2 separate regions of the Mus musculus genome follow, and region 2 is linked to region 1. A link is a loop called in an ENCODE intact Hi-C map of the cell type or tissue named here. Cell type or tissue: heart. All regions are shown on one strand. Each heading gives the region's core, and the rest is flanking DNA. Links, peaks and the distances in the headings are about the cores only.

Evidence for each region. Peaks named below come from ENCODE experiments on the same cell type or tissue, not always from the same donor. Only the 100,000 strongest peaks of a DNase experiment are listed, where the experiment ranks them.
Region 2: a loop joins it to region 1, with 2.3 times the contacts of the local background. A loop is called at or near these places in 1 of 42 quality-filtered maps.

The regions. Positions count from the first base shown.
Region 1 is chr1:71,650,690-71,655,073 of GRCm38, forward strand. Fn1 (fibronectin 1) reads right to left here and starts at 2,545. Exons shown (of 46, transcript NM_010233.2): 1 at 2,143-2,545; 2 at 832-960; 3 at 1-10. The coding sequence starts at 2,293. Apol7d (apolipoprotein L 7d) reads left to right here and starts at 2,646. Exons shown (of 4, transcript NR_040308.1): 1 at 2,646-2,697. In heart, for the core only: no CTCF peak of the experiment used is centred there; a DNase peak (open chromatin) is centred at 2,612; H3K4me3 peaks cover 3,609 bases; H3K27ac peaks cover 3,892 bases.
Region 2 is chr1:71,555,003-71,559,386 of GRCm38, forward strand. Atic (5-aminoimidazole-4-carboxamide ribonucleotide formyltransferase/IMP cyclohydrolase) reads left to right here and starts at 2,154. Exons shown (of 16, transcript NM_026195.3): 1 at 2,154-2,272; 2 at 2,495-2,621; 3 at 4,224-4,300. The coding sequence starts at 2,254. In heart, for the core only: a CTCF peak has its summit at 2,108; a DNase peak (open chromatin) is centred at 2,119; H3K4me3 peaks cover 2,051 bases; H3K27ac peaks cover 1,388 bases.

The sequences.
Region 1 (4,384 bases), core at 191-4,190:
GTCTCTTCAGCTGTGGAAAGGGGAAAAAAAAAAAGTCCATGTGAGTCTCACACACATACATGGCGACTCTGAAACTTAAGAGAGACAAGTTTTTAAGTTAGGCTTTAATAAAACCAGAGCTCTTGACCTTTGGCCAGCTCTCAGCGGTTCCCTTATTTATAATGTAAAGAGTTCCCAGGAAAAAGCCACACCCTGTGACCAGCTGAGTTGCAGAGGAAAGATTCCAAATTCCAGTCTCAAACCAGGGAAATCAATTCAAGGGTCACAAGGGACACAAACAGTTTGAAGGTTGCCGGCCTCCCAGCAGTGGCTGGCCTTTGTCAGCCCCACTGAAACATTTGTCCTGTACCCTCCCTCAGCAGCCTCTCTGAAGGGACTGCTGTAGCTCACCGGAAGCGTATCAAGGGGCTTCAGGAGTCTCCGAAGTGGTAGTGGGTTGTTGTTTTTGTTTTTTTCACGGAACTGCAGCTAACAAATCACTTTACAACCCAGTGCCTCAAAGCAACTTCTGGCCCATAATTGGGAGCCAAAAGATCCGAGATCACTTTCTAATAAATTAAACTTTTATAAGCAAACTTTTATAAGTTTTCTTTTTGAAGGGAGACACGCAAAACCTCTCATTTTCTAATCAAAAGCTCCAAGAGAATAAAAAGGCGGCTTTGGAGACTCGTGTGGATTACATTTGTTTTAGAGGTAAGAGCATGTGAAAAGCCAGTGCAAGAAGTCTAATAAGAGGGAATTACAAGCGACTGGAGCAGGGAGGAGGAGAAGGCAAATGTGGTTTTACTTAGAGCATCATCTCTGCCAGGGCCCAGACTGCCTTCCACTTACGCTCAGGCTTGCTCTCGCAGTTAAAACCCCGGCTTCCTCCATAGCAGGTACAAACCAGGGCGTTGCCTAGGTAGGTCCGTTCCCACTGCTGATTTATCTGATAGTGCTTCCCATTGTCAAAACAGCCAGCTGCGAAGAATTGATGGGGAAAGTTATTAACAGTTCCATCCCTCCCTCTCTTTTTTCCCCTACAAAACTACTGAATTTTGCCAACTGACTTGGTGAGCCTGCACAAACAAAAAAACTCTTAAAAGCAATATTCCACTAAAGTTCAGATGTGGAAACTAGCTAATCAAAGATTTAAGCATTGTTTATGTAGATGGATGTTTAGGGGTTTTTTCCTTCTTATCTTTTAACTTGGGTAAAAGTTATACAATGACGTCATGTCCTTATGGGCAGGGGAACTACCTCAGCAGACTTGAAACACTCTGAGAGGCCAGAAATAGAAATTACTTTTAAATCCTGAGGGCTTCAATACTCTTAACAACAACAACAAAAAGACAAGAAAGAAAACTTAAGTTGGGTGTCTTGATGACTATGCCAATAACCCCAGCTCTGTAGAAACTGAGGCAGAAGAATTGCTCCCAAGTTGAACACACAAGCCTGGACAACACAGGAGAATGCCAGGCTAGCTTAGGCTACAGTGTGAGATCATGGCAAAAAAAAAAAAAAAAAAAAAAAAAGAAAAAAAAAAGAAAAGAAAAGAAAAGAAAAGAAAAAGAAAAAAAGGAGGGAGAACTTTTAAATTTTCCTCTAGCCCAAGATAAAGGAAGAGTGTGTCTCTGAAAAACTGGAAGAGAAATGGCTATCCTTGCTCTTGGGGAAAGAATCCTAGGCTACCCCCCCCCCCCCAAAGCACTGAGCCAACTAACATCTCTTTCAAGTTGGTAAGAAACTACCTATTTAGATAGTCTCACCTCCTCCCCGTGTTAAATATTTAACCAGCTATTTGCTGATAAAGAAAATAAGGATCAGGGGAACCACAATAATCTCTGATGTAAAATTTGTAAGTTCGTGTCTCTTTTCTCTTTCACACGTTTTGGTTCCTGGAAGGGCGAACTGAAGGTGTAGAATTTGTTAGCGCACTTGAGGGGAAGAACAGACGGTCCCTACCTCCACTTCACCAGCAACCAGCCTGTTCAGACCTAAGCCTTTTGTGTCCACAGCTGGTTTCCCTCGATAAAGCGCGCACTCACACACGTTCGCACAGCCACGCACGCGCGCAAAAACTTTAGCCACAACTTGAGCGGGCGCTTGAGGACCAACCCATCCCTGCCGCCGGCCGGTTTGAACCAGACTGTCGGTACTCACGCTTGCTCTGACTGACAGCCACCGGGGATTGAGGCTGCACGATTTGCTGAGCCTGCCTCTTGCTCTTCCCGGCTTCGGTGCAGCGCACCGAGGTCCCCAGGCACAGGACTGCCAGCAGCAGCAGCCGCCCGGGTCCCGGACCCCTGAGCATCTTGAGTGGATGGGAGGAGAGTCGCCCTCCCCAGGAGGCAAGTGGCCACGAACTGTGGGTCCCCTCGCAGCCTGCGGGAAAAGTCCTGAGGTGGGGACGCCGGTAAGGAGATGGAAGGAGAGGACCAGAAGTTGTCCGGCTCACACCCTGGGCTCCTTTTCTCCCCCTGTGCAGCGCAGCGGGTGCGAGCGGTTGAGCCCCAAGAGCAGAGGCTTATATGGGACAGTACCTTCCCGCCCCCCACGAGGCCCTGCGCGCCGGGGAGGAGGGTCCGGTCCGACTCCTCCCGCCCCTCCTGCCGCCGCAGCCGCCGCCGACCGCGCGCCTATTGGCCCAGAGTCCGGGTGACGTCACGGGGTACGGTGGGTTCGCCCCGAACAAAAGAGATGCTGATCTCCCGCCAGGTCTGGGACTAGAGAACTTTTTTCCCCTTTCTGGTTTCCTTTGCGGTCGTCAAACTTTTGGGAGGAGGATTGGGGGTAGGGATGGGAAACGGCTGTAAAGTGATGTAGACTCGAAGGAAAGGGAGGGAGGGGCTGGAGCCTAAGGAAGCCTGGGGTGGTAAGGCTTACCCCCCTCATCTCTTAACTTTTTTTTTTTTAAATTGGTGGCTGTGGTGGTGTTTGAGAACATTGCGTCACCTCTGAGAAAAGTCTGTGCACACCAGAGTGTATTTTGTGGGAAGGGAAAAAGTCATAAAGTGGCCACCACCTTGTCCCTGTAGGAATCCAAACTTCACTTTTGCAGCCCCGGGGCGGGGCGGCTCCTTCTGGGTGCTTTTCCTGGGTCCTGGGCGCCGCCTAGGGTCCCCTATCTTTGCCTTTATGGTGTTAGGTAGGCTCAGACCTCGGTTTCTCCACGCAGTACCTGCCAGGTTTCAAGGAAGAGCCTGGGAGAGAGTGAGCGCGTGGCAGAGGTGACCCCCTTCCCTGAGCTTCCACAGCCCTCGGTTCCGCGCGGCGCTCTACAGATTCCAGAGAAACTCACAGGACCAAGTTTCTCTCTAAGAGGAAGCAACAGAAAGTTTCTTTTCTAAGTCGTGAAGCACAGTTTTCCTTTCCTGGGGATGGGGTGCCCGTTTCTTTTAAAAGGGCAGTAGTGAACAGCTTAAGAAGGGGAAAAGTTGAACTGGCTGATGAAGGGGGGCGGGGGGACCCTTCCCGTCCATGCCACGTTCACTGGGCCATCTGCACTCAAACCTAGGTGGCCTCTGAAGGGGGAGTTGGGGTGAGGATGGGTACAAAGATTTAATGTCTTGCCTCCCTCCAGACTTTACCCCGAATCCCCTTGCATGTGTCCGGGCGTTTATTTTATTTTATTTTATTTTATTTTCAGACTTCGCAGTCATGGCAGAATTCCACTATCCACCCCTCCCCCGCTGCCAGATTTTTTATATTTCAATTGTTATCTGCTCCAAGAATGTATAAAGTTCCACTGAAAATTCTCTGGACTTCCTACACTACTGAAGTTGAAAAGGGAATAGGAGACGTCCCCCTGAAGCCAGCAGCTCTAACACGTTGGTCTTTTTTTTTTTTTTTTTTTTAACCTTTCAGACACACACAAGCCCAGTTGCTTTGGTAGGGCTTCAAAAAGACCTTCAAGAAGCCCACTATTTTCAGAGTAGCAGATCCGAACCCCAAACTTGGCTTTCTCCCTCGGTTAGGCGCATGGTCTCCTTTGCTTTGAGAACATATTAAAGCTACTAGCTAGCAAAATATGTTGTTTGTACCAGGTTCTTGGATAATTTGAATTTGTGTGCTTTATAAAATCCTCAACACATTAAAGACACAAAATTAACATTTATCTTTATTGATGTAAAGAACTAAAAACAAAACAAACACACACACACACACACACAAAAAAAACCCACAGCAAATACCAGTTTCTTACAAGCAGTGTAAAATAAGTCAAGAATCTTTGTGACCAACACTCAGGGTTGAACCAGTGCCATACATTCCCCCAAATTTAGAATCCCGTCTGAGTTAGTTTTTTTGGAATTTCTCATCATCCCTTGACAAAACGGTTTTCTCTTTCAGATATAAAAGGGCTCCTTGTAAAACAGTGAACTTCTGGGAAGTGCTCTCTCCAGGG
Region 2 (4,384 bases), core at 233-4,232, 96 kb before region 1:
ATGCTATTGTTTGCCAGTCAGTTCACAATTTGTTCTTTCAATAGATTACTCGATTGGTGTCTTACAGGCTGGTCAGGGCTACAGAACAATTACTGTACCAGTGTTATAAGAAAGGCAAGGAAGATTGCCCTAAGGAAGTGACTTTGTCCAGGGTGATCAAACAACTAAAAACAGAACTCATTTTTTCTTCCTGTTACTAACATGAAACAAGCACCAAGTCTGTATTCTAAAACTATGAGAGAATGGAATCAAGGCTAATCACTGTAAATAGCTTTAAATAAAAGAAAGGAATGTGTCTTGCCCTGTTACCAGAAGCCCTAGTTAATTCAGTTTAATACCTTGGTTTTTGTTTGTTTGTTTGTTTGTTTGTTTTTAACTGGTGTTTTCTTACTGCCCCAGGGTATGTGTCTGCACTTTCTTCCCAAGTTGAGCTCCTGGGCAGGTAAGGAGGTCATAGCTTTCCTTCTTTATGTCCGGGAGAAAGGGCTAAATATTTGCCTATGTATTATTTTTTCAATGTGGAAAATGTCTAGTGTCTAAGCGCTGTTTATTTCCTTTTATTGTTTATTGCTTTCTCTGCTTTCTAGTTCCTGTAGAAATCTAATGTGGTTGGCCAGGGAAGTCCCCTGGAAGTCCAGGAGCACCAGGCTCACACATGTAAACAAACCTTCACGCAGGCAAAACACCCATATACTTAAAATAAAATTTTAAAGATAAGATAAAGAGAAATATTTCTTGGAAACACCTTTGCCCACTGAGCCACTCACTTGTTCTTCCTGAATTTTGACTATTTCATACCCTCTTATAGTAGCTAACTAAAGGCTGATTACAATCTTATATGCGTGGAACTAATTATTCTAATATCTGTCACCTTTTGTTGTTTGTTTAACATTTTTGAGACAAGGTCTTGCTGTTTCTTTGGCAGGTATGGGACTTAAAGTGTGGACCAAACTAGCTCCAAACTTGCAATGATCTTTCTGAACCTTGTTCACCTCTGTACATTGAAAGTTGTGAACACATCCTGAAGACACTCTCATGATCCTAATATATCTTCCTTAGAAACATGAGAGGTGTTCAGAGCAAGGAGTTAACACGTTCTGAGGTCAGAAAAATGAGATAGATATTTGATCAATAGATATTTGGAGAAGGAAAAAGAGATTGGACTATTAGAGAGGAAAGACAAGAAGCAGACTAGCATCCAAATAATAGGAAAATGGACTTTGCACAGATTGGGAGACTAGACTGGAAATAAAAAGCTAAGCTTTCTATAGAATTGTACAATTTTAGGCTCCTTTATAGAATTTTTAAGTTCTTTTTTGGAATTGTATTAAAGAACATTACAAAAGAAAACATAATCAAAAAATTAATTCTAAACATTAATGTTAAAAATAGGGCTGTTAGCCGGGCAGTGGTGGCACATGCCTTTAATCCCAGCACTTGGGAGGCAGAGGCAGGCTGATTTCTGAGTTCGAAGCCAGCCTGGTTACAGAGTGAGTTCCAGGACAGCCAGGAATACATAGAGAAACCCTGTCTCGGAAAAAAAAAAAAAATAGGGCTGTGTATACAGCAAGATATGTTTATTTTGTGCCAAAGGTGTCACTTTTATTAAAAAGAAGCAGATGAGCTCAATTTTGCTATTCCTATTTTTAATAACTTAAGTCTTGAAACCTTTACTCCTGCCACCTGGGCTTGAAGGAAAAGAGCATTTTACACATGGTGATCTTGATGTAAATTCCAGGCCATTTTATAATGTGGTATGAAAAACTTCAAATGACGGTCATTTTACTTCTTTGGGGCTCTCAACTGTGGAGGCAATGACTTCATGCGTAGGTCTCCCAGACCTGTAAAAGGGAGACCATAGCAGAAGGCTTCTCTAATCCTTTCTGACATCGTCAGACAGGGTCTGTTTAGTCCTCTCGCTAGTTTCCCCCAATCAGTGCTCCAGCCGCCGCGGCCCCACCTCCCGGGACCTCAGCAGCAGCACCCCAGATGCGCGCGAACCGCGAGTCCCCACGCCCAGATCTGGGTTCGGAAAGAGGAAGCCCGCGGCTACAGATCCCAGGCTCCGGAGTTAGCAGCCGCCCCGCCCAGCGGCGCCTTCCACCCTAGGCTGCAGCTCACTGGAGGAGGGGCGGGACCTCGGGGTCACGTGGGGTCGACACGCCCTGCCCACTGCTTCCTGAACCGCGGGGTCCGGCCTGCCTGCCTACGCACGTGGCCTGTCCGTCCCTTGACTCCGCGACCCAACGCAGCATGGCTCCGTCTCAGCTTGGTGAGGCCCTCGCGATGCATCATAGGGGTCCTGCCTGCACCATCCCCGCCACCCACTCATGCCGCTGGCCGAGCTGGGGAGGCCCCGGGCCCGGCCTGCAGGCTGGGTGTCCCCAGTGCTGGGCCCTGGGCCTGCAGTTGCATGAGTCCCCTTCCCAGGAGTCCTCCCCGGGAGATCTCGGTGCCAGAAGCCGCGAGTAATGAGAACTGCCTTCTCTTTCAGCCCTGTTCAGTGTGTCTGACAAAACTGGCCTCGTGGAATTTGCCAGAAGTCTCGCGTCTCTTGGTTTGAGTCTGGTCGCTTCCGGAGGCACGGCAAAAGCGATCAGGGATGCTGGCCTGGCAGTCAGGTAAGGCAGTAGGTAGCGTTAAAGGGAGAAAAACGTTGTGACCATATTCACCAGAAAGCCATGCAAAAAACTGACAAAACACAGGGAGAAGTTAGGTTAGAACTAGGGAGCCTTGAGTTTTAGAGTCCTAGCACCCAGCCACTGTTTGCAAACAAATTAACTTCGGAGGGCCATGTGTTATGCAGAATAAACACGAATGTTCAGGTTCCATGGCCTGGCTTTGACTGGTTGCACAGTTAGACTGTAACATCTTTGAAGATCTGTATCTCCCTCTTCATAGCCTCACCCATCAGAAAGTACCAGTGGCTCGATCACACTCATCTCCTGACTAACAGTGGGAAGGGTTTGACAAGAGATGTCAGGAGATGACCCTGAAGGTCTGGAAGGTAGAAAAGGAAAAAGACCTTAGTTCCCTGGCTGTTTTCATTGCCATTATAACTCTTGGTTTGTGGAGAATCCCTATAGAGGTAAATTATTCACCTCTTCATAACTCTTGTTTGTGTAAGCAGTACATAACCCCTGTACATTTGACAGCTTCAGACAGCAAGAATGCCTTTACTTAGTAAATGTCTTCAGTGGATTCTCTTGTGACTTATGGGAGTCCGGAGCATCAGGGACAGCAGACAAGTAGGCTCCTGTGAGGTGCAGTTGAGTTACTGTGGAGCTGGTATGGGTAGGCCATTGTTGCTGTGGCATTTACGATGAAGTACGAGGAGTTCTTGCATTGTCTATCGCCTAGTTTAAATGTTTCTCAGATGGTCATTCATATTTCCACGCCACTGCCCAGTATTTGCTTGCCCCGTTACGCCTTCTCGTATTCTTTTGGTGGTATGGAAGACTGACCCCAATGTCCAGTCCACTCCTGAGCTGTATCCCTAGTTCATTTTTTATGCTTTGCTTCAGAAACTTTTAAAACTTAGAGCCAGGGTCTCTGTAGGTTGCCCAGGCTGGCCTTGAACTTGTGATCCTCCTGCCTCTTCCTCCTTGAGTGAGTTGGAGTATGGATATCTTTTAGAAATTAGAACTATGTCCTGTTAAAGAGTAAGTGTTTTTGTTTGTTTATGCGGGTCCTGGTGCATGGGAGACAAACTTTGTACACCTGAGCCATATTTCCAGTCCAAACATATTTTTAATGTTTTTGTTGTTGTTAAATTCACTATAAATGATTCTCAGTAGAATCTCTTTGCTTTGTTTGTTTGCTTTTGGTTTTTCAGGCAATGGTTTCCCTATGTTGTCCTGGAACTTTATCTGTAGACCAGGCTGGGCTTGAACTCACAGAGATCCACTTGCCCCTGCCTCCTGAGTGATGGGATTAAAGACGTGTGCCACCACTGCCCTTGAATTTCATAATTAAAGGTTGTTAAGAGTCTGGACATTGTAAAGCCAGTGCTTTAATACCTAATTGATTTTCTAAAACATATCATTTAGGAAATATAACATTTTGCAGTATATGAATAACATTTAGGAAATCCAACACAGTGAAAATTTTTAAAGCTTTGCTTAAGTTGGACTTGAAAAAAAAACCTCTTGTAGATTTGGTGGGAGATGCTTTGAGTCCTGGAAAGTGATAATTCAGTAACTGTTTTATTACTCTGTTTTCAGAGATGTGTCTGAGCTAACAGGGTTCCCTGAAATGTTAGGGGGACGCGTGAAAACCTTGCACCCTGCGGTCCATGCTGGTAAGTGGTTGAGGGTTGTAATCCCTCAGTTTATAACAGATTTTAGTTCATAGTTTCAAAAGATACAGGAAGAAATAAATCATA